Linked DNA regions of Homo sapiens: all the other regions are linked to region 2. A link is a loop called in an ENCODE intact Hi-C map of the cell type or tissue named here. Cell type or tissue: CD4-positive, alpha-beta T cell. All regions are shown on one strand.

Region 1 (8,000 bases), 75 kb before region 2:
AGAAGCGGGAAGGTGGCTCACAAATCAACTTCTCGACTAGTGAAGTGTGAATAGGTTAAAATATACAGTTTCCATTGTGGAAAGCAGTGTGGCAATTCCTCAAAGAGCTAAAAACAGAGCTACCATTCAACTCAGCAATAACATTACTGAGTATATACCCAAAGGAATATAAATTGTTCTACCATAAAGACACATGAATGTTTATGTTTTTTGCAGTAGTGTTCGCAATAGTAAAAACATGGAATCAACCTAAATGCCCATCAACGGCAGATTGAATAAAGAAAATGTGGTACATATACACCATGGACTACGATGCAGCCATAGAAAACAATGAGATTATTTCCTTTATAGAAACATGAATGGAGCTGGAGGCCATTATCTGTAGCAAACTAATGCGGGAACAGAAAACCAAATACCGCATGTTCTCACTTATAAGTGGGAACTAAATGATGAGAACACACAGACACAAAGAGGGGAACAACAGGCACTGGAGCCTACTGGAGGGTAGAGGGTGGGAGGAGGGAGAGGATCAGAAAAAATAATTATTGGGTACTAGGCTTAGTACCTGGGTGATGAACTAGTCTGTATAACAAACACCTGTGACATGAGTTTATCTATGTAACAAATCTGCACATGTGCACATGTACCCCTGAACTTAAAAGTTTAAAAATAAAAACAATTAAAAAATTAAAGATATGGCTTCTTTAATGAAGGGGTTGGACATTAAAAATGAGGGGAAGAATATTCATGTATTTTCCAGGAATAGGCAGTGAACTTCTTGGAATCAATAGTGCTGCCTTCCTTTTTGTTCTTTCACAGCTTCTTCCAGTCACTGTCATGAGTGATTGTCAATTGTCATGGTGGTGGGTGGGGGAGTGTCATTTAGCATGGAAATGAGATTCTAATGAAGTCTGAGGTTTTTTGAAGTCATTGGTTAGCTATCTTGGTTCTAACCAGTCTCAACTGGTCTGAGTACAAAGGGAACGTCTCATAGCAAGCGTCCTAACTTTAAAAGATAAGCAGAGTGAGGGTGGGGTAGAAATTTTGCTATGTCACATAGGCATTCCACCAAGTAATAGACTATATGTAAGGGATTTTGTGCAACCAACACAAACCATGTGAAATCTCATGAACCAAGTTTCTCTAGAATTGTGAGGAACATATAGTATCATCTGTTCTAGTTCCACATTTTTCAAATGAAAAATTCTTAAGGCCTAGGAAAATAATGTCTAGTTCACATTCACTCACATTGGTAAGGCTAGGAGAACTTATTTCACTTGACTCTTAGTCCAAACTTTTTTCTCCAGCACCACAAAGCCTTCCTTCTCTTCAGCAGGTGCCCAGTGATATAAACTTCACTCTGAGGATCTCAAAAAAAATGTTAATTATAAAGAACAACTATAATTTTCATTTCCTCATTTGTCAAAATGCAAAGAACACCAGAGAGTTGTACAATGGTCATGGTAGTGTTTATACCTCCAGCCGATTTATGTCAGCTTAGAATTCAGAAGGGGTCCGTATATTGGAAAGTAACACTGGGAATCAATCTGCAGTGTCACTTTGCTAGATAAAGATCTTGGCTTAGCTTGAGCTGAGTTCATTTGCACAGAAATTTTTCTGCTTGAACATTGTCTAAGTCTGTTTGGGTTGCTATAACAAAAAAATGTCTTAGACTGGGTTACTTACAAACAACAGAAGTTTATTGCTCACGGTGCTGGAGGCTAGGAGGCCCAAGATCAAGGCTGTGGCAGATTTAATGTCTGGTGAGGGCCTGTTTCTAAGAGATTGCACCTTTTATGTGTCCTCACATGGTAGAAGGTATGAACAAGTCCCCTTAGACTTCTTTTATAAGGGCACTAATCTCATTCATGAGGGAGGAGCCCCCATGACCTAATCACCTCCCAAAGGCCCAATCACTTCTTATTAAGTGATCTTAACACATCTCTTTGGGGATTAGGTTTTAACATATGCATTTTGTGGAGACAAAAATATTCAGACTAGCAAACGTGATGTGTTGATTCTCTTTGGGTTTGTGGGGAAGGATACTTCTTTTGAGTGGTTGAGCAATTGATTTTCACATATTATCTAAGATGCCTAAAAATGTTATTTTATTTGAACATGAAAGGAAACAGGAGGGCATGTATAGTTTTTGAAGAGTAGGTATCTTGTTCGTCATTTCCCTTTGCCAGTACTGAAGCCAGTGTTCACTGCCATTTGAAAGTATACTCTATAACATAAGAGGTTATATTCTAAACCTTGGATTCTCATTTCCAGGGGAATCTTGCAGATGAGATATTCATGTGTCAGTGAGACTTGTTGAGAGACAAAGAATCTCCTTGAGGCTATTACTCTGTAGGATGCCAAGAATGACTTCCCATAACTTTATAGTTTGCTGTTTCTGCTGCTGTCATGACAGCTATCAAAACCCAGAAAGATAGAAAATAAGAGCCTGTCAGTGACTGTATTGGGTATTTTTTGTTTTAGTTATAAAAGCAATACAAGTTCATTATAGAGGAAAAGCACACGCGCGCGCGCACACACACACACACACACACACACACACACACACACACACTCTTAACAGGACACAGAGTATGAAATAAAAGACAGGTCTGTACAGGTCCCTTCACCACCCAACTTACATATATAAGTGAGATCATACTATACATTTTGTATTTCCACTTGCTTTTACTTCTCTACTTTTAAATATATTCTGGCCATTTTTCCATTTTAATTCATGTAGTTCTATCTCATGGTTAATAGCTTTACAATGGTTCCATAGGACATTTGTATCATGGATTCAATACACATCTTTATCTAGCCCCTATTCATGGAATCTGTTTTCTTCTAATTTTTCCCAATCATTAAACATATTTTAATGAATGCCCTTTCAGGGATCTTCACTGACTGAAGTAGGTATAGAGTAACCATAAAATTGGCAGAAAGCAGCAGTAGTCAAAAGCAATGATATTTTCAATCCCTTTCCAGTGAGAATTGAAATACAAACAAAAGTCTGAAGAACATTTGAGTGACTTGTTCTACAAACAAACTTTATGTTCAGATTTCAAAATGGGATAAACTTTGTAGATGGGAGAGAAATCAGACAGTTCTCTTCTCTACTACAAAAATAAGACAATTTCAGCTGAGAAGAAAAAAACAGAAGTAATGAATTGCTAAGCAACAGAGATCCTGTTTACATGCAAATATTGGTAGTAATAACAAAAAAAACAGGGTGCAGGAATAACACAGGAAATATGATCTGAAAGCAAAATTGCATATAATAAAATATTTGGGTCTTGTTTTGGAGTTTGGTTTTCCACAACAAGTCAACAGCTATTTATGTTGACACCATCTGAATTAACTGGCCTCAAAGCTAACCTGACATTTTGCGATCTGCCATCTGTCTAGGAAGGAAGTTTATTCTGACAAAGACAAAGACTAAAAGGTGTTTGTGCATCAGCTTATCTCTTCTAAGGACCTTAATAAGAAGGTCAACTTTGTGGTGCTTCAAACTTTTCTTACTAGCAAGATCTGAGGCATGTTGGAGCATAAATATTTCTACTAGGATATGAGCCCTTTAAACTATAGTGGTTTATTCTTTTTACTAGGATGGATTTTTAACCTTCCAGTGGAATGTATAAAGGCTAAGTCACTTTTCCTAAGCAAAGTTTTAAGATGATTTTTAGAACAGGTTTAGGTTTACAGCAAAATTGAGAGAAAGGCACAGAGATATCCCATATACTCCTGCCCCCATATACACACAGTCTCCCTACTATGCTGTAGCCATATTTACAGCAACTTTTCCGGAAATGTAGGATTAGAAGTTAGGCTTTCTGTATTTTTTCCTTTAATTTGTTTTTAGATTTTTTTAATATGTGAAGACATTGCTTTTCTTCTGTTAGATATGTTAGGTTTGTGATTATAGAATTTTTTAGACTAAAAATCAATTTCTTCAGAATTTTGAAGGCCTTGTTCTAATACCTTTTAGCTTCCAGTAACACTATTAAGAAATATAATTAAATTTTTATTTATGATTCTCACATTGTGTTTTTGTTCTTTATTTCCTCTTTCTGTAAGATGTTAGAACTTCTCTTTATCTCTGGTGTACGCAGATCTCATGATGAGGTATACATTTGTTTGGGTATTATTTTTTAAAAATTCATTTAATGAGTACTTGGTGTTCTCTTTCAATTAAGTTACAAGTGTTCTTCAATTATTTTGAAAACTTCATTAAGAAAGAAGAAAGACCTCAATAATCTAACCTTTCATATTAATACACTAAACATAGAAGAGCACACTAATCAGAATGCAAACAGAAAGAAGAAAATAATAAAGATTACAGCAGAAATTAATGAAAAAGAAAACAGGAGAACAATAGAGAAATTTAGTGGCACCAAGGAATGGTTTTTGAAAAGCTCAATAAAATTAACAAAACGTTAGCTAGATTGACCAAGAAGAGAGACAGAGAGAGAGAAGACACAAATTACTAGAACTAGCAATGAAAGGAGACAAACTACTAAGCTTAGAAACACAAAAAGAATTATGAAGAAATACTAAGAACTCTTGTACACCACATGTTAAATAAATTAGATTAGCAGTCCCTAACCTTTTTGGCATCAGGGACTGGTTTCATGGAAGACAATTTTTCCACAGATTGGGGGTGGGGTATGGTTTTGGGATGAAACTGTTCCACCTCAGACCATCAGGCATTAGTTAGATTCTCATAAGAAGCATGCAACCTAGATCCCTCCCATGCACAGTTCACATTAGGGATCCACTCCTGTGAGAATCTAATGCCACCGCTGATCTGACAGGAGAGGAGCTCAGGCAGTAATGCTCCCTTGCCCTCCACTCATCTCCTGCTGTGTGGTCCAGGGTTGGGAACCCCTGAATTAGATAAAATGGACACATTCCTTGGAAGTTATGGACCACCAAAATTGACTTGTGGAGAAATCACAATCTGAATAAACCTATAATAAGTGAAGAGATTAAAGTATTAAAAACAAAACTATCCACAACATAAAGCCCTGACCCAGATAGATTGACCATTAAATTCTACCCAAAATTTAAAAAATAGAATTCATACCAGTTCTGTTTTCAAAAATTAGCAGAGAGAACACTTCCCAACTCATTCTATTAATCAAAACCAAAGATATCACAAGAAAACTACAGAACAATGACTCATGAATATAGAGTCACACAACCTCAGCAAAATACTCACAAACTGAATCCAGTGTCATATAAAAAGAATTACACATGTGACCAAGTGGGATTTAGTCTTAACATCTGAAAATAATTAATGTGATACATATTATCAATATTTTAAAATCACATAATCATTTTAATAGACGCAAAAAAAGTTGACAAAATTCAAAACTCTTTCCTAATAAAAACAATAAATAAGAATAGAAGGACTCAATCTGATAAAGGCTATCTACGAGAAACCCACAGCTAACATCATATCTAACACTGGAAGACTGAACAATTTACCTCTAATATCAGGAACTAGACAAGGATGTTTGCTCTCAGCACTTACATTCAACATTATACTGAAGGCTCTTGCCAGGGAAATTAGGTAAATAATGAAATAAAATGCATTTAAATTTGAAAGGAGAAAGTAAAACTGTTTCAATTAACTGAATGTGTGATCCTGTGTAGAGAAAATTCTAAGGAATCTACTAAGAACTATTAAAATGAATAAATGAGTTCAACAAATGAACAGAATTACAAAGCCAATGTACAAAAAAATTGCATTGATGCATACTTGCTATGAACAGAAAATAAAATAAAAAATTTAATTCACAGTAGTATCAAAAGAATAAAATACATTAAAAATATTTAACAAAGGTAGCATAAAATTTATATTCTGAAATGTACAAAACATTACTGAAAGAGATGAAAGAAGATATAAGCCAATGAGAAAGCATACCATGTTTATAGATTGGGAGACTTAGCATTGTTAATAATACACCCCAACTGATCTACAGATTCAATACAATTTCTATCAAAATCACAGATTATTTCTTCTTAGAAATAGAAAAAGTGATTCTGAAATCTATATAGAATGCAGAAAAGCCAAAACGAGTCTGTAAAAGAAGAATAAAATAGAAGGACCCTCATTTTCTGATTTCAAGATTAAATACAATATAACAATCATCAAAACAGTATGATACTATCCCCAGGATAGACATATATGTCAATGAAATAGAATCAAAAGTTCAGAAATAAACACATACGTCCATGGTTAACTGATTTTAAACAAGAATGCCAAGACCATTCAAAGCTGAAAGAATAGTCTTTTCACAAGTGGTTCTGGGAAAATTAGATATCTACATGTGAAAGAATGAAGTTGGATCATAATTTACACCATACATAAAAATTAAATGGATCAAAGACCTAAATGTAAAAGCAGAAAACTGTAAAATGTTTACAAGAAAATATAAGGGTAAATTTTCATGACTTTGGATTTGCAAAGAATGTATAAGATGCCACCAAAAACATGAGCAACAAAATAAAAATTAGATAAATGAGACTTGATCAAAACTAAAAATTTATACTTCAAAAGACACCACCAAGAAAGTGTAAAGACAACCCACAGAATGGGAGAAGATAGTTACAAATCATATATCTGATAAGGGACTTGTATCCAGAACATATAAAAAGCTCTTACAACTCAATAATAAAAAGACAAATAACACAATTAAAAATAGGTGAAAGATCCAAATAGACATTCCTCCAAGAAAGGTATATAAATGGCTCACAAGTACATGCAAAGATGCTCAGTATCATTAGTCATCAGGGAAATGTAAATAATAACCATGGTAAATCAAGGAGTTACCACTTTACATCTCCATTAAGATGGCTAGAATAAAAATGTTAGATAACAAGTGTTGGTGAGGATATAAAAAAATCAATATCTCCGTACACTACTAATGGGAATATAATATAGTGCAGCCACTTTGGAAAACAGTCTGGCAGTTTCTCAAATGATTAAACTTACAGATACCATATACCCCAGTAATTTAACTCTTACTAATATATCCAAGAGAAATGAAAACATGTGTCCCCCACCACATAGAAACTTGTATACAAATGTTTATAGCAGCAATATTCACAATAGCTAAAAGGTGGAGATAACAGAAACATCCATCAATGGACCCATGAATAAACAAAATATGGTATATTCATATAATAAAATATGATTCAACCATTACAAGGAATGAAATACGGACAGTCCTCAACAATGATTTGACTTACAGCTTTTCAATTTTTTGACTTTAAAATAATGAAAAAATGAATGATACACAAACAGTAGAACCTGTACTTTGAATTTTGATTCTTGATCTTTTCCCAAGCTAGTGAATATGCTGTACAATATTTTCTCCCCATGCTGGGCAGCAGCAGTGAGTCAAAGCTTCTGGTCAGGTACGTGCTCATGAGAGCAAACAAATGATACCCTACAGTGTGCTGTGTTGCCGGATGATTTTGCCCAACTGGAGGCTAATTTAAGTGTTCTAAACACATTTAATGTAGGCTATGCTAAATGATGATATTTGGTGGTTAGGTATGTTAAATACATTTTGACTTCACGATATTTCCAATTTACAAGGGGATTATCAGGACATGCCTCCATTGTAACTCAAGGAGCTTATATGTACTGATATATGCCACATCATAGATGAACCTTGAATAAATTCTGCTAAGTGAAAAATGCCAGTCACAAAAGACCATGTGCTGTATGATCTCATTCTCATGAAAGCCCAGAAAGACATATAGACACAGAAGGTAGATTTGTGGTTGCTCAGGGCTGAGGCAGCTAAAGGATGACATTTAGAGGCTACGGAGTTTGTTTTTGAGATGATGAAATGTTCAAAAATGGACTGTGGTAAAGGTTGCACCTATTGGTGATTATGCTGAAAGTCTACAGAATTTTACATTTTAAATGGGTGAACATGTGATATATAAAATATATCTCAATAAAGCTGATAAGGGGAAGAATG
Region 2 (8,000 bases):
GATCATTTGAAACTATGTGGTAGAGACCAGATTCTTGGCACAGATCAGCGTATTTCACATAGAGACCAATTCTTCACCAAATTTTGTCTTCCAGTTTCAAGCAAAATTAGTATGGTTTAGCTGAGTTTTCCTAGCAGCTTGCCTGTCTGTCTACTTCTGTTCTCTTAATGACTAAATAATAGGGCATTCCTTGTTTAAGCTTTGTCATATTATTTTCTGAACACTTATATCCATATCCTGAGCTCCTAGTTGGCACTTAGTAAATGCTCAGCAATGTCTATTGGCCTAGTGAATGTTAATATTGACACTGAGCAATGTAAGGACCTGCCATTCTGCTCTTCCAACTTTCTGATTGTTTGCAATATGTCTTGAACATATCCTAATAAAATGTAAGAAACAAAGGACTTAATACTGCAAAGTGGTTAAGAGCACAGAGGTTTCAGGATCAGGCCTGAGTGTGAATCTCTGGTACGGTCTTGACCATACAACCTCTGGTCAGTTATTTAAAATTTAACTGTCCCCAGTGTCCTTATCTGTAAAATGAGTTTAATATAACAATAGATCATAGAACTTTGTGAAAATTAGATAACATAAAGTGCCTGACATATAATAAACACTGAGTATATATGAGCTATTAGAGTTGTTAACATTTCATCACTCATCAAGTGTGGGATACCATATTCCAGTCATTTTTAGATTGATGTCATGGAAGTCTGCCGTGCCATGTCACCCATGATGCCTGGACATGAGAAAAGATGTGGTATACACTTTCCCCAACAACATTTATTTATTTATTTATTTATTTATTTATTTATTTATTTATTTCTGAGATGGAGTCTTGCTCTGTTGCCCAGGCAGGTGTGCAGTGGCACTATCTCGGCTCACTGCAACCTCCGCCTCCTGGGTTCAAGCAATTCTCCTGTCTCAGCCTCCTGAATAGCTGGGACTACAGGCACGCGCCACCATGCCCAGCTAACTTTTTTTTTTTTTTTTTTTTTGTATTTTTAGTAGAGACGGGGTTTCACCATATTGGTCAGGCTGGTCTCGAACTCCTGACCTCAGGTGATCCACTTGCCTTGGCCTCCCAGAGTGCTGAGATTACAGGCGTGAGCCACTGTGCCTGGCCCCCAATGGCTTTTATTGGTAAGGACCTTTGAACTCTTTAAGGAAAGTACATTATAAAACTGAGGCATTCCCATCATTTGTGGCACCAGCAATAGCAGCAAAAGTCAAAATAACTAACAGGGTTCCCGCCACATTTTAACAACCTTTAGAAGGCAGTATTTCTAGACAGTTGTCACGTCACCAGGTTTTTTTTTTTTGTTTTCAACAGAGTATGGTAATGTACTTAGCTGTAAGGCTCTTATTTTCAAACAATTTGCATCATATTCATCTGTGTTAGAAAAATGGAAATAAAAAAATTTGAGTCAGCTAAAACTGATTGTCTCCTTTCATTGGCTTATGGGATTCCACTCCACACAAACAACTACAATGCCAGCTGGTATTTCAGCTGGAAACATCTGCAGGACCATAAATCCTTTCTTGCATAATTTTTTTTCCTGTTAAATTAAGTCCCCCCTTTCTGTTAGTAATTTTACTCATTGAAAAAAAATGTGCTCTGGAGAGTGACAGTCATGAACATAGATGGAACAGAATATTAAATTACAGAATAAAATATTGAAATAAGACAATTATTGGATAATTAGGGCAAAAACTCAATGTATTTATAACTTTCAGGTAATCAGAGCTAAAAAAGCATAATACAATCAAATCAGTTTTTAACATATAGATAGTACCTCTTATTTTTGTTATAGTTTCCAATAAAATCTCCCAGTAGCACAAATTATTGATAGTAAAATCATTGATTAGTGACAGTAGATAAATAACTCGTAATTTTCATCTGACAGCTATTTGATACAACCATGCAGGAATATCATTTTATCATAAGAATATCAAATTATTTGACATATTAATAGTAATATAACATAGTCATATAATAATATAATAGGATTAATTTATCACAATACACTTATGTCTTATAATACATAATGCCAAATGACTTTATGGTAGTAGGGCATCCATTTCACTGATGACTCTCATCCTCCATCTAATTTATGTCTTAGAACAAAAAGAATGCTAATCATCCTTGGGTAGAGTAATTGATTAAGTACTGATTGAGTTTCACTGAAGGCTAACTTATTTTTTAAGGCCCCTAAATATGATGGTGCTATAGGGAGTGCTATTGAAGTGACTTACTGTCCAACAATCAAGAATAAGCATAATTACTGAACCCTCTCCCCCCAATAGCTTTATGATTTTGGAGAAGACAGAAGATGAAGTAGGGAAATATCTCTGGAACAGCATTTATTAAAAGTGAACTTTAGAGATCATTTGCATCTGGATTATCCGTAGGGTATCTCAGAATACCCTACGGATATCTCGCAGAATCTGAGACTGAGATGTAGACTCCATCTTTGGGCATGGCTTGGATCTGTACTTTTCACAAGCTACTTAGGAGACTCTTTGGTACATTAATATTTGAGAATTTCTGACCTAGAAAGTCATGAAATTGGGGAAAACAGGTTTATTAAGCCTGTAATTCATTAATACTGTGAAATGCTTCCTGGAACCACTAGCATTGATTAGTAAACACAAACACCATGGGGCTGCCAATATCTAACTGAAGATCTAATAGGGAAGGTAAGAATGGTACCATTTCTATTAGCACTATTACACCCTCTACCAGTCCCATTTGGTAAATGCTGTCCAGAAAACTCAAATCCTGGGGAAAGTAGGCATTATTACATTTAATCTCACTTCTTAAAATCACTGGGCAAAGTAATTTGGAATTAGTTATACTCTGGAGTGCAGATCTCTTTATTTGGTTCTTATGTTTTTGAAGTCCAATATTCAGATAGATTCCTTTTTCCACCCTCTCCCTATAAAGAATTCAAATCCTAAAGAAATGTGGAACACATTTCTTCCCAGCCTAATGAAAAACAGAATCTTTTACAAATTGTGAATCCACATGTGGGAACTCAGGAGTTTGTATACCGATGTGTGTGAATGTATGATTGTGCAAAGAATTAGACTCCGTTGCGAACACCATCTCAACAGTTCTGCTCACCAAGATCCCTAAGGCCTTACTTAACATTGCATTTTTAATTTACATTACCATTAAAACCTTTTATTGTGTTGTTTAATTCAAGAAGGTCGCTGAATCCATCAAAGTTTCTCATAGATTGACACATGCTCTGGCAATCCATGGAAGTGTCCTTCATGAAGGTTTTCATTACTTTGTGTTTCTGTTATTATCTGCAGACATCTTTCTGTAGTCTGTGATACATTAGGAGTTCAAAAAGAGAAGGTGGCTGCAAGTGTGCTTTACAGTTTGACCAGATGTGTAGCCAGTGTCATGAAATACATCCAATTATACTATAAATAGAGGGCAGAGGCTTACTATTTACCACTTGGTGATTAATAAAATGTGCAGAATGCTGAGACATATCTCACTCCCTATTACTCAATTACTATAACCACTCTTCTTCCAGAAAAAGACAAGTCTTGCAGATGTTAGAGAATGGATTTCATAATGGAAGTCTCTTTAAAATAGCCTGAAAAAAATGGAGCTTAGATTGCAAACCAGAAGAGGCTGGATTTTTCCTCTTTTTTTCCAAAAGTAATAAAACTGCAGACAATAAAGATATTCAAATAAATAAAACAAATCTCTGATTTCACTAAATATTCTCTAAAACTGAAGGTAGAAACCTACACATACATTGTGAAAAATTTGCTCTTGCAATTGGGCTACAGAATGTCCTATAAAATTTACAGCAAAAAATATATTAATCTGTAGTTGTTAAGAAAATTACCTGTCTTATGTGAAAAGTTTTCTATTTTCTTTCTCCCTGTGGTTTCAGGTTTAGACAGTAAGGACGTTTCTCTATTTGAATTTCATGTAGGCTCATATCCAGTAGAAGGTGAATCATGTCTCATATCATGTGGGAGAGCTAGTAAGTTAATTAAAGTGGTTAAGAACTTGGAGAGGGCAAGAAAAAATAATATATATATATATTTTTTATATACAATATATTTATTTTAAATATATACATATATATATATAAATGTAAATATACATATATTTATCTGATAGATACTGGAAATTAAAAATCCAGAGAAATATATGTTGCATTTTTGGGTGGCTGAATGAATGTATACACTTTGTTGATGAAGTGCTTTCCACTGTAAACTTTAAGCCAGGCACTAACCATTTGCCTGCTCCCACACTGAGACCCAGGGCAGGCACGTAAACAGAAGTACAAACTTCCCAGAACAAAATTCCTGCTGAGGATGCAGGGATTATTTATCTAAATTCAAAATAAATCCAGAGTCTATGTTTGTCTAACAGCCTGGACAGACATTCACCCATTCTCTGCTCCCTCACCACCTCAGTTTTTTTTTTTTTTTTCCTGGTAGAATTAAATATTGTCATTTTCTGAACATGATGATTGATGCTTGGGTGTTTCTTTCCTGTGGCTGGCCTTGGCTGTACCGATCTCTCACTTCCCCAGCTGTTTCCTATGTAACTGTTACATAAGATTACTCTTGCCTCTGCTCACTCCTTTACTGCGGGAACCGTTGTGGTTCAGTTGCGTCCAAATGCATTTCAGGGCAAGGCAGTATAATAGAAGCAGGAAGAGATGGCTTTTTGAATTGGTGTACAGCAAAGCCAAGTGGAAAGTAAAGAAATTACATAACAGATTTGAAATATGTTGAGCGATATTTTGGAAAATTATGAACTGGGGAAGACTTTGTGCTTATCTCTATTGAATTTCCACTACCATTGACTTCAAGTGTTGTTTAGACATCGCTGATATTTAAAGATGATATATCTGAGTGCAAAGACTACTGTGATAAATTCATTGATTTACAGCCACTTTCTGTTAGCTATTTAATTATACCTTCCCACTTCTTTTGTGTATTTCTTTATCATATAGGACATTTCTGAGCACTTGGATATAGTCACTTGCAGTTGGGGCTCTGTCTAAGATCTGACATGCTTTAAGAGTTGATGATGGATGAGGGAAAAGATGTTTGTTGAACCTTTCATATGTTTCTGGAAATAAACAACAAAACAGAACAAAATAGATGGGCAAGAAGAGAAGAGACAGAGGGAAGAAGAGGAAAAGAAGAGAAGGGAAGGGAGGAAGGAAGGAAAGAAAGGAAGGAAGAGCGGGAGGGAGGGAGGAAGAAAGGAACTGTGTCAATATACTTATGGAGAAAGTTTCCAGAAATAACCACCATATGTGGCTACATGAACCACCCCTGGGACTATTGCCATTTGGTTAAAAAATGAATATGTTACTTGAGTAAGGGACACAGTCTCAAGTTCTGATTCAATAAATTGGCATTAGGGTGAAAAATACCTATTAACTTATGTTGCTGCCTTCTCTTTAAAAACAAAACAAACAAAACATAACAAAACAAATGATCCTGTAGTATTGACCTTTGGGGCTCAGTACAACCAGATTTCAAAATATCTCAAGCTTGAAGGCTCCCACCATTTCCCTCAGAGACTATTTCATCATCCAACTGATCTAAAACATAAGGAAGTTTTTTCCAGTTATTATTCCCCAAGTTCCTTTTTTTCTAAATGTCATCCTATTATTTACACTATTTCATTGTGCTTTATTTTTATACCTTGGATTTTATAGCCACCAAGGACTGGAAGATGGCTGGTCATTTAACCCTCTTTATGCAACCTTTTGCCAAGAGAACACAAAAGAGTTATTAAGTTGTGCATTATGGAGATTTGTAAAACCTACTCATAAATCAAGAATCCTTGGGGACAGGGATATGATAAAAGGAAAATTGCCTTTTACATTTACTTTTCTTTTTTCGTTTCAAACCCTTCTACCAACTGAGGTGTCTGCCGATGTTCTGATAGATAGAAACACTAGGGTGTGAATGAAAGAGCCATAGCCTGTCAGGGCAGGAAGGAAACCTCCCTAAACACGATCTAAACCAATTCCTTCATCGCCAGGAGCTTCTCACATATTTCTGTCAAGTCATCATTCATACTTCACTAGCAAGGGATATGAATGGAGAAAGATAACTCCATAAAATAAGCAAATTACCAGATACAAAGGCACAGTTCTCATCTTCCATGCGATGGAGCCACATCCCCTGGCCTGAAAGAACAACAGCAACCACAAAACTCAGATGAGGAGTTCTAGAAATTAAATGTCAACCTCATTTAACTCTCATATCATAAAGTGGATTTATCTCCACTTCAAAATCAGAAAATAGGATTAGAGAGTTAATTAATGTGCCCATGTTCTCACAGGCTTTAACTGTTGGAGTCACAGATTGTGATTAGTAAGGAGCTCTGCGACATGTTTCACGGGATCACAACTTGAAGATTACACCTCAAGTTGCAGAACAAATGCCTAATTATCCATCAGACCAGCCACAGAGATAATTTTATTTATTTCTGTGATGAACAGCTAATTCTTACTTCAATATTTACTGAAGACCTACTTTGTGCTTGGCAATTTTTTATTACTGGAGGTACAGTTGTAAATGAGAAGATAAGCATTCTTATGGAACTCACTCTAAATAAAATGAATATATAGGATGCATAGTTTATCAGACAGTTACAAGTACTGTAGAGAAAAAATAGAGTGAGAAAGGGAGGTGAAAAAATAACTAAAGAAATAAACAAATATATTTTTATCAAGCCATTTTATGTGTGGAGGAGAAAAATAGAGCAAAGAAGAGGCCTAGGTGGGGCTGGAGTGTTGAGGGAAGCCTCCTCTCTGGAGAGAGTGTTTAGACCAAGACTTACAGAAGATAAAGAAGGAGAAGGCGAATATCTGTGGGATGAGCCTTGAAGGCTGAGGAAAAACCAAGTGCAAAGCCCCCAAGGTGGGGAATGTCCAGCCTGTCCAAGGAAACACGAGAACTTGTCCCTCTGAGCAAAGTGAACTATGGAGGCTGCAGTGGAGAGTGTATCAGAAAGGACAGCGCATATCCTACTGCTCTTTGTAGGCCCTGGTAAGAACCCTGATTTTAATTCCATGCGAGATGAAAAGGCCTTGGATAGTTTTGAGTAGAATGACATTATCTGGCTTACATTTTAAAAAGATCACTCTGGCTGCCGTTTTGAAAATGACCTGCAGGAGTTCAGGGGTCAAAGAAGGTCAATTAATATTTAATTGCTAATTATTATTTCAACAATAACAATAGACATTTATTGGATAGTTTGATATTTACTTTATACCCATTATCTCATTAATTTTCACAGTCTGAGGGGTGGCTATCATCCTTATCCCCTTTGTGTAATTTCTAGTTGAGGTTTCATGGGATTTTTGTGACAGTTGATTCAACACACATGAGAGTGTGTGTGTATGTGTGTATGTGTCATATTTGACTTGAATATATTTAGTTTTGAAATAATTTTTAATTGACATAATATGAATATATTTGAGATTTTTATGCCAATTCGTACAGTATTTGGAGATGCTTAGAAAAACAGTGATTCTCAACCCTGGGTATACATAAAAATCACTAAAGGCTTTTAAATTGTCCTGCCTTAGAGATTCTGACTTAAGGAGCTGGTGGTGGCCCAGGCATCTGTGCTTTCGAGAGCTTTTCAATATCCATTCAGAATGGAAAAACACATTTAAGCGGACCTCCAATACCTGAAAGGACAAAATATGGAATATCAAAAATATCCCCAAATATTTTGATTTTGAATTACATTATTTTCAAGAAGTAAATGTATTACTGTCAAATTTGTGGACTACCTCTCACATGTTCATCAGGTCATACTGTGTGTATTTTGCAGGTGAGCTTTCTTCTGCCTTCTTCTTTTGCCCCGATTTCTTTAACCTCTTCAAATAAAACTGTGTCTGTTCTTATAAAGTACATTATTTTTAAAGTAAATTAAAAATATAGTACCTGAACACTTGGCAGATAATTCTTAATAAATATTTACC
Region 3 (8,000 bases), 270 kb before region 2:
AGTCTCAATGTAGACCATCCTTGGGCAGTACCTGATTGGATAAGAGGAAAAGAGCTTGGGAATGAGAAGGGCAGAAACAGAGTGTCTTCCCTTTCTTGCTCAGAGGCTGTTGTGATTAACTAGTTGCAGGAAGCTGGCAGCCCCCTCAGCTTAAATAGAGCCTTCCTGTCAGCCAGCAGCTGAGATGCTGGCAGGGATTCCATTCACGGTGCTGGGTTTAGCAGTGGATCCTAAAGGGGTGCCTGGCGTGGACCTGGGGATCTCAGTGGAGTAATAGACTCACATGCTGCTCAGTTATGTGATTGACGGGAAAATACTTTGGAGCACTGAGGAGGAAAATTCCCGGGAAGATTTGAACTGGTTGGGAGGCAAAGCTCTTTTCTATTGCCTGTGAGTAATTCCACTGTTTCTGCCTCCTATCTAATTAGTTTTGTATGAATTTTTCTTAATCATCTGCTACCAGTAGAAAAAGATCACATGGTAAAAAGATTCGTCCTCACTATGAACTTTTTTTTTTCTAAATGTCTTTTAAAAAACGTGGAAAGTGGTGATTGCCTATTTCTGTCATGGCTTTCAAAGACCACAACTGGCTGAAGCATCTTAGTGTCTTGATTCAGCTGCGGTAATACCTTGCAAGCAGTCTTTGGACAGAAGGGATCTATTCATACTGTACAATACATCCTGCACCCTGGTGCTGTTTACAACTCTCTGAGGTCTTGAGGGTGCCTGGATTTTGGATACCAGGAGACTCACGGGTTGACCCCTCTATTCTGGGTATAGCCCACTGCCTGTTTTAGAGGAAGAGTCTCTGAGTCTTAGATTTTTGGGGTCACTGTTTCTTTAATAAAGTCTCACTACAAATAATGGAATTGGGTGGTGACTGTTCTGGAATTCCACTCTGTCTCCAGTTTGAAGCTCCACCTTTGGAGGAAGCAAAATGTTTCCACTGAGCAGAATGCAGCCAGCGTGCTGCTGAGACATCCACACCAGTCTTTATTGCCTTTAAACAACAGGCCTCGGAAACTCCCCATCACCTCTGTTGGGAAAGGCCCTGCCAGGTGTCCCAGATGACCCTGCCTTTGCCCCCTTGGCACTTCTTTCTTTTCTCTGGACGGCCTCCCCTGCTGCAGAGAGTGAGCAGCTGCTGCTCTTTGTAGAGGCTCATTCAAGAGAAGCGCTGCCCTTCCTGTCTCCCTAAGGTGACTTGCATGTGATGCCTGCAGGTTGGAGCACTCATCAGCACCCCATCAGTCACTTGGGGATGCCTGCAGGTAGAGAAGTCCAAGTTAAACACAAGAAAGAGTGGTCATCCCATGCAGTTTTACCAAGGGCAACATTCAGGGGCCATCCCTGTAGAATTGAGAGCATGGAGTCAGGCCCTGCCAGTGAGCAGCTGTGTAACCTTTGGCAAGCTAACATCTCTGTATCTGTTTTCTCATCTGCAAATGGCAGTAATAATAGTTTCTATACCATAGGCTTGTTGTGAGAACTAATGAATTAGTTTATGGAGAGCACTTGGAGCAGTGCTGGGTATACAGGAAGCTAGGCTCTAAGTGCTAGCTGTCACCTACATTCCATAGTATTCTCCAAACCTTTTATTTTTCCAGTATAATTCTAAGTTCCTTGAGGCCAGGGAACAACGCATTTTACTTATAGAATTGCAGTAATTGCTGGCAGTGTCATGGGGCGTAGCAGGCATTTAATAATAATTAGGTCTTTTCAATTATTTAGCTCAATCCCAGATGTATTAAGTTCCTACTGTGTGCTTAGACTCCTTCATATACACTGACTTTTTAAATCCTTCACCAAATATCACATGAGGAAGTTTCTGTTATGCCCATTGTATAAATGAGGGAATCGAGACTTTTTTTTTTCTTTTTAGAGGAGGAGGTCTAGCCCAATGTTACACAGCAAACAACAAATAAGATGACTTTCAGGGTTTTCACATGTCAGAAAATATTCAAAATACTGTGTTAGTTTGAGTGTGCCGGAAAGCAGGTGCCAAGACATGATTAGATGTGCAAGATGTTTACGGAAGGAGCATCTATGAAGGAAAAAAAGGCAGCGAAGAGAAGGCAGCGGAACCTTCAGACCATGCTGCAGGTCTGGAAGGAGGAGATTTGGGTAGAAAGAGCCCTCAACTGCAGCTCCATTCTAAGAAAACTTTGGCTGGGCCCAGGGGATCTTTGGGTCAAGGTCGTCTGCTGGAGGAGCTCTGTGTCTCACAGGGGTGGACCTGCATGCCCTCACTGTGCTCAGTCCCTGGCTGGAGCAGTCCCCAGGATGAGGGGTGCTGGTGTGGACATGGTAGAGCCAGTCAATTATGTTCCCTGAAGCAGGAGAACTGAGTAGAACAGGTAGTGTGACAGCTGCAGGGACCTGAGCTGTAAACATGGCTTGTTGAGACCAGCACAGCTTTTCCATGTGGCAGGACTCAAGACCATGTGTCCCGACACTCTCAGTAGTCCGTGATGGGCTTCTGAGTTCAATGCATGTTGTTGACTGTAACTCCCCAAACTTTATTGTCTTTTGTATGACTCACCTCTCCCTGAGAGATAATGAGAGTGAAAGTTCTCCTAGAGTGATTGAATGTGAAAGTTTAAACTCTGAAACAAGGATGGGACTTGCTTTGTTGGAGATGCTCACAGGGCACAGGTCTGTGGAGGTGTTTGACATTCAGAGCTGAGGCGGTGGAGTTTCTTATGGAGGCCTCTCAAGGCTAGGTTCTCTGTTCTTTTTTTCTTTAAAGGCGTAGGTAGGACACTTTCAGCTTATCACGTTATGGTGAAACAAAAAGTACTTGTTCCGCTACCTCCATGCAGTTGTTAATATTGTGTTTTGCTATTCAACACACTCTGGCTACGTTTGAGGAGTGTTCAGAGATTATATGCTGGATAAATGCTTACAAAATTCGGTGTGCAAATGATCACTTAGGATCTAGTTCAACTACCTTCCAAGGATTCTATTATACCTAACTAGTGATTTCTCTCATTGTTGACATGCAGGGAAAACTTAACCCCTAGGATAAAATAAATTCCAGAGAGCAAGTTGAGAATCCTACTGAGAAAAGACTATAATCTTCAGACTTCTAAAGTCCTGTTTTCTAACCCTGATCAGTGAACATATCTTTCTTTCTTCTCATTACCTACACACTTAGGAAGATTTTTCTTTGTACATTTATAGTGGCTGGAAAAACCTTTTCTTTGGTTTATAACAAAATTCTTATCCCCTTCCCCCAAATCCAAACCTAACCCATCTCTGGTGACTTCTTAAAAGAACCGGTTACCTAGAAGACATCAGGAGGAAAGAGCTATAAAGAAACCCACTTCCTGACTTGAGCTTCACTGGCTCACTGTCCAAGTTTGTGTCTGAGTGTTAGCTTGAATGTGTTAGACAGAGTTACTGATGGGTTTAGAAGAAAGAGGTGGTTGCATTTGAATAGAGACTGCCCCTTTAAGAGAGGAACAGTCCCCTTTCTCCTGCTGCCGCCCCCACACATGTGTACTTGAGCACTTGCAGGTGTGCAGAGCCAGAGCAAAAACAAAGGTCTTTCCCTCATACCCTAAAAATGTGTAACTGTCTTGTTCTCAGACCCAAGTCAGACTGGCCAAATAAGCCTCACTTAACCCTGTTCCAGGTGGGAGGACTCCACTGGCCAGTTGCCAGCCACCTGGTCTTGCTGTCAAGCCTGTCTTGGGCCCTGATGGCTGGACAAGAGGTTCTGCTTGAACCCCAGTTAATGCTGGTGGGACCCGTCTCTTTGGGCCCAAACTATTGGCATTTGTGGGGAACGGTGTTGAACTTGCTCTAGGTGAGCTCTATACAATACTTAGGTGAAGAATACTTGGTGAGGGACATGAATAACTAAGGAAAAAGGTGCATCGGGAAAAGAGGATCTAAGTCCATCTGTGGCCAAGATTTCCCTAAACCATATATGCCTGTGATACTTTCACTTGCAAAGCAGTTTGCATCTGCTGTCTCTTTTGGTGCGTGTGCACTTTTAACATGGGAACAAGGATTTCAGAGTCTTCCCTAACTTAAAAAAGTCCTAAATGCTTATTCTCATTGAAAATATTAAAAATTTTTACATTCGTATACTGTAACTTTTTTTTCCTTAACCTCCAACTTTCTACTTTTTCAAAGTTGCCATACGAAGGCCAATTTAATCCTTGGAAGTCTAATTAGATTTTTTCTAGTGCTTTTACAATTTTTTTTAAATGCATCTTTTTTCTTGTTTTTTACTGAAAATTGTTTTTAAAAATATATTTTCTGTTGTTTCATTCTTCTTTGTAATTCCATTATTGTATATTCAGTTGCTCCTAAATTGTTCACCTCTTTAAGTGTCTTTCTCTCTCTCTGTCTATATATATGTATATATGCAGATTTTTGTAATAAGGACTTAATTTACATTTTTATAAACTAAAGAGAAGCAGAGATTACTATTTCCATTTTAGGAAAGGAAAAAGTAAAGCCCAGAGAGATTAAATGAGTTGCATAAGATTGCATATGGTGATTCAGGTAAGAACTGATATCAAAGCCTCGTACCCTCAACTCCCTACCCGGGGCTTTCCCACAGGCATCATATATTTTAATTTTATAGGATGCCGTCATCACTCAGTACTCCACTGCCTGACATGTAAAATGGCTTTTATTTTTAAATTTTTTGACACTCCTCCTCCTTTCGTTTTTGATCTAACATGCAAGAGACATGAACTCGGCAGTCAAAGACTGGTTTTAACTGATTTGAGAGCTGTTTTCTCACTCTTTTTCATGGTTAGATACTGGCTATCTCAGCAACAAATACAAGTTTATAAAGTTGTTGTTTGTTCATCATCGTGTTCAGCAAGTATGCTTTCCAAACACCTGTCAGAATGTTCTTTGTTGTTTGAGTTGAATTATTGGAAGTTATATTCCCAATCACTGCCCTTGAGTTATTAGCCACTGATACAGGAACACGTTTATAGAATATACTGACACAGAGTGAGTCTTTAAACCACGGCCGTATTGGCCAGTTATAGAATGTTATACATGGAGTGTGTTAGAGATGAGATAAGATTGGGTCAGGGTGGGGCAAAGAAAATATACAACTCAGAAGAAATGAGAGACATAGAACTCAGCCAAAATATCAAGCACTCCTGGCCCTTAATCTTCTTAAAATAATTTTCTCAGGGTCTTGATTGCCAGTCAGTCCAGCAATACAGTTTCTTGAGTTATTCATCCTCAGGCAACAAGACTTTGTGCAGCTTCAGGTTGAGCTTGGTCCAGAGGCCAAGAAACTGTCAGGATGTTTTCTGTTTTGTCCTTAAACTTAATGGAAATCAGGAGATTTAGGGGCCTTTGTGAATGGTGATTTAGAAGAGGGTTGACAGAAAGGGGTGATGCTTGGACTGGGGAGTCACCCACCCCACCCTCAGAGGTGCGTCCTCCTGTGGTAGCATGAAAGGCAGATTGATACACTTGTGAACAGATGGGTCATTTCTGGATTCGAATGTTCTGTTTTTGCCATCATCGTTTGGCTGTGGGTAGAGACACCTGGCTGGAAGGGAGGGGCCAGCAGGCCTGTTCCTCTGTTTTAGGGCCACCTGCCAGATGTGTGCTATCAGGGCAGAGTCAGCCCTATTGCAAGGGTGACCAACCATGAGAGTTTCATAGGTTAAAATAAATGTGGTGTCCTGCCCACACCGAGGTATTTGATTTGACTTTTAGAATAGAGCTAAAGGGATTAGCTTCTTAAAGTAGCAAATTAACTCCCAAAGGACAGGTAGTCATTTTCATTTTTGGGAACACGTTGATGAAATGCAGCCTGAGGGTCACCCATATTGTTTGGCCCCAAATATTGTTTAATAGAGAGAAGCCATTTGAGCGGACTTTCTAATCCATATGCCTTTCTTCAGAGGAGGTTTGTTTCAGTAATGTAATTTAGAAAATATTTAATGAGTACCTGCTGAAGACAAGCTATCATACCTGGCATTGAGGATATATGGCTCAGTAAGATATAGTCTGTGTTCTCAGGGAGAACATGTCAAATGACACAGTCATTCAACAGCAAAGAATTTTTTGTTTGTTGGTGTTTGTTGGTGAGGCACTGTGCTAGGCTTTGGGTTGAAGCAGTGAAAAAACAAAGTCCTTGTCCTTACAGCATATATTCTAGTGATGGGAGAAATGGACAGAGACCAAACCAATGGGGTGGTCTTGGTGTAAGCCATGTACTATGGAAATATGAGGAGACTGCCTGGGAAGGTGCCTGCCCAGCGTTGACCTCCTTCTGTTTGGAAGAAAACTCCTGTGTTCTCCTCTCAGCAGAGCACAGGTGACAAGAGTGAGAACTTGTGGTTGAAATGGAAATGAGGAAGGAGTAGAAGGAAAAAGTGAAGTTCAACCTGACCCTGTTCACTTGCTGTGAGGATGTCCTTGTCACAGGCAGGCAACTCCCAGATCTGGAAAATGAGAAGAATGATACTGACAAATCGGGAAATGGAAGGGATTTCCATCAAGAGCATGTTACTAACACCTTGTCCTAGCCCATTGCTATATATGTATTTATGCTGCTCAGTTCTCAGCCTCAGGGCAAGGGACCAGAATAGCAGGGGATTTTTAATAACCAGCTCCTCATTGAGACAGATAGTGGGCCTTGCAGCTCCCAGACAAGGAAATATGACCCAAATGAGCAGTAATTTACTTGAAGCTTTACTTTTTTTAAAAAGTGAGATTGTTGCCTTAGATTTGAGGAGCCTTGGGGGTCCCCTTAGGGGGTGAACATCCTTGGTGTGATTTGCTTTGTAGGCTTGGGAGCTCTCCAAGTTCCTACCTGGTATTTCTTCTTCAGAGCTTGTAGCACGTTCTTCAAATCAGACCTGTCAGTGTGTAGTAAGAACTGTCCTCTTCTCCAGAGGCTGAGAAGAACAAAGCAGTAGAAGGAAATTCCCCTGCAGCCGCCTGAGAGGGAGGGTGGAGAGGGAGCAGACAGCAGGGGGTGTGGAGGCTCCGTGCCATGGGAGATGGGTGTGTGGAGTGTGTGTGTGGTGCTCTCCCGCCCGCATGGCTCTGGAAAGAGACCTCCTTCTAACAGGGACCCCTCTGTTGTTGTGGCTCAGAGCTTCGACTTGAGAAGCATACTTTCCCAGTGATGCCACTGGATTCCTGATGTGTGACACTCCCGGGCAGCATCGTGAAGGGTGCTGTTGACTGCCTTGGAGATCCCAGACAGGGACACCATTATGAGTCACATTGAACATGTGAGCTCCCCTTCCCATGACTGGCGCTATTATTAGTACCGTTTTCTGCTCTAGGGGACAAAGGTCACTGAGACCACAGTCCATTTGGGTAGGTGGAAGAGGCTGGGCACAGGGATAAGGGGGAGTTGCAGGGGGAATGGAGGAAGAGGCTTTACAAGTTTAGGATATGTTGGAGCAAGGGCAAGGGATGGGGTCCTGGAGCCCTGTGGATTTGGGCAGACCTCCGCTAAGCACACAGAAACACCCTCTAGAAGAGTCGTAACTGGGAGTGCTGGACTCATTCATTGTCTGCACCAATCTTGGGTGTGAGAACTTCTGATGGGCCTGGATGTGGGTGTCGCTGGTGGATCTGTGTAGCCAGTGTGCCTTCCAACCCCAGAGCTGCCTCTAAGCTTTGGGTTTCCAAGTGGCCCTGAAGTCCCCTCCCAGACCTGAAGTGAGGGTGATGCATTGCTGTGGAGACAGGCTCCTGTATTAGACCATCCACGGGCCCAGCCAGGAACTGCGCCCACCCTGGCCCAGTGTTTCTGGCTGGAAGAACATTTCCATGTCTTTCCTAGTTCTCTTGCTCCCCACAACAAAAAGGCAGTTTAGGAGTCAGCAAAAAGGTGCTAGAGGGGACGCTTCAGCGGCCATCATGAACTCCTCTCACTTGGTACAAAAATGTGGGCTTTCTGAAGGGTGAGCCCTGTGTGCACCAGTTAGGCTGGAGTGCGCCTGTGGGGTTTCTCTACAGGAATCGGGGGAGGGAGCCAGGAACTGACA

What was found. Hi-C counts contacts between places; a loop is a spot of excess contacts. Peaks named below come from ENCODE experiments on the same cell type or tissue, not always from the same donor. Only the 100,000 strongest peaks of a DNase experiment are listed, where the experiment ranks them.
Region 1: a loop joins it to region 2, with 4 times the contacts of the local background. A loop is called at or near these places in 12 of 110 quality-filtered maps.
Region 3: a loop joins it to region 2, with 4 times the contacts of the local background. A loop is called at or near these places in 5 of 110 quality-filtered maps.

Annotation. Positions count from the first base shown.
Region 1 is chr11:128,266,875-128,274,874 of GRCh38, reverse strand. No RefSeq gene overlaps it. Among named protein-coding and RNA genes, the nearest start is that of LINC02098, 62 kb to the right of the region's middle. In CD4-positive, alpha-beta T cell, no CTCF peak of the experiment used is centred here; a DNase peak (open chromatin) is centred at 3,244; H3K27ac peaks cover 1,178 bases.
Region 2 is chr11:128,191,918-128,199,917 of GRCh38, reverse strand. No RefSeq gene overlaps it. Among named protein-coding and RNA genes, the nearest start is that of LINC02098, 13 kb to the left of the region's middle. In CD4-positive, alpha-beta T cell, a CTCF peak has its summit at 4,781; a DNase peak (open chromatin) is centred at 4,637; H3K27ac peaks cover 344 bases.
Region 3 is chr11:128,466,908-128,474,907 of GRCh38, reverse strand. All of the region lies in intron 8 of ETS1 (ETS proto-oncogene 1, transcription factor), which reads left to right. Among named protein-coding and RNA genes, the nearest start is that of MIR6090, 51 kb to the left of the region's middle. RefSeq lists enhancers at 2,340-2,634, 3,637-3,756, 4,575-4,674, 4,685-4,734, 5,035-5,154 and 1 more. In CD4-positive, alpha-beta T cell, no CTCF peak of the experiment used is centred here; DNase peaks (open chromatin) are centred at 1,077, 3,397, 4,597, 6,947 and 5 weaker places; H3K4me3 peaks cover 6,828 bases; H3K27ac peaks cover 8,000 bases.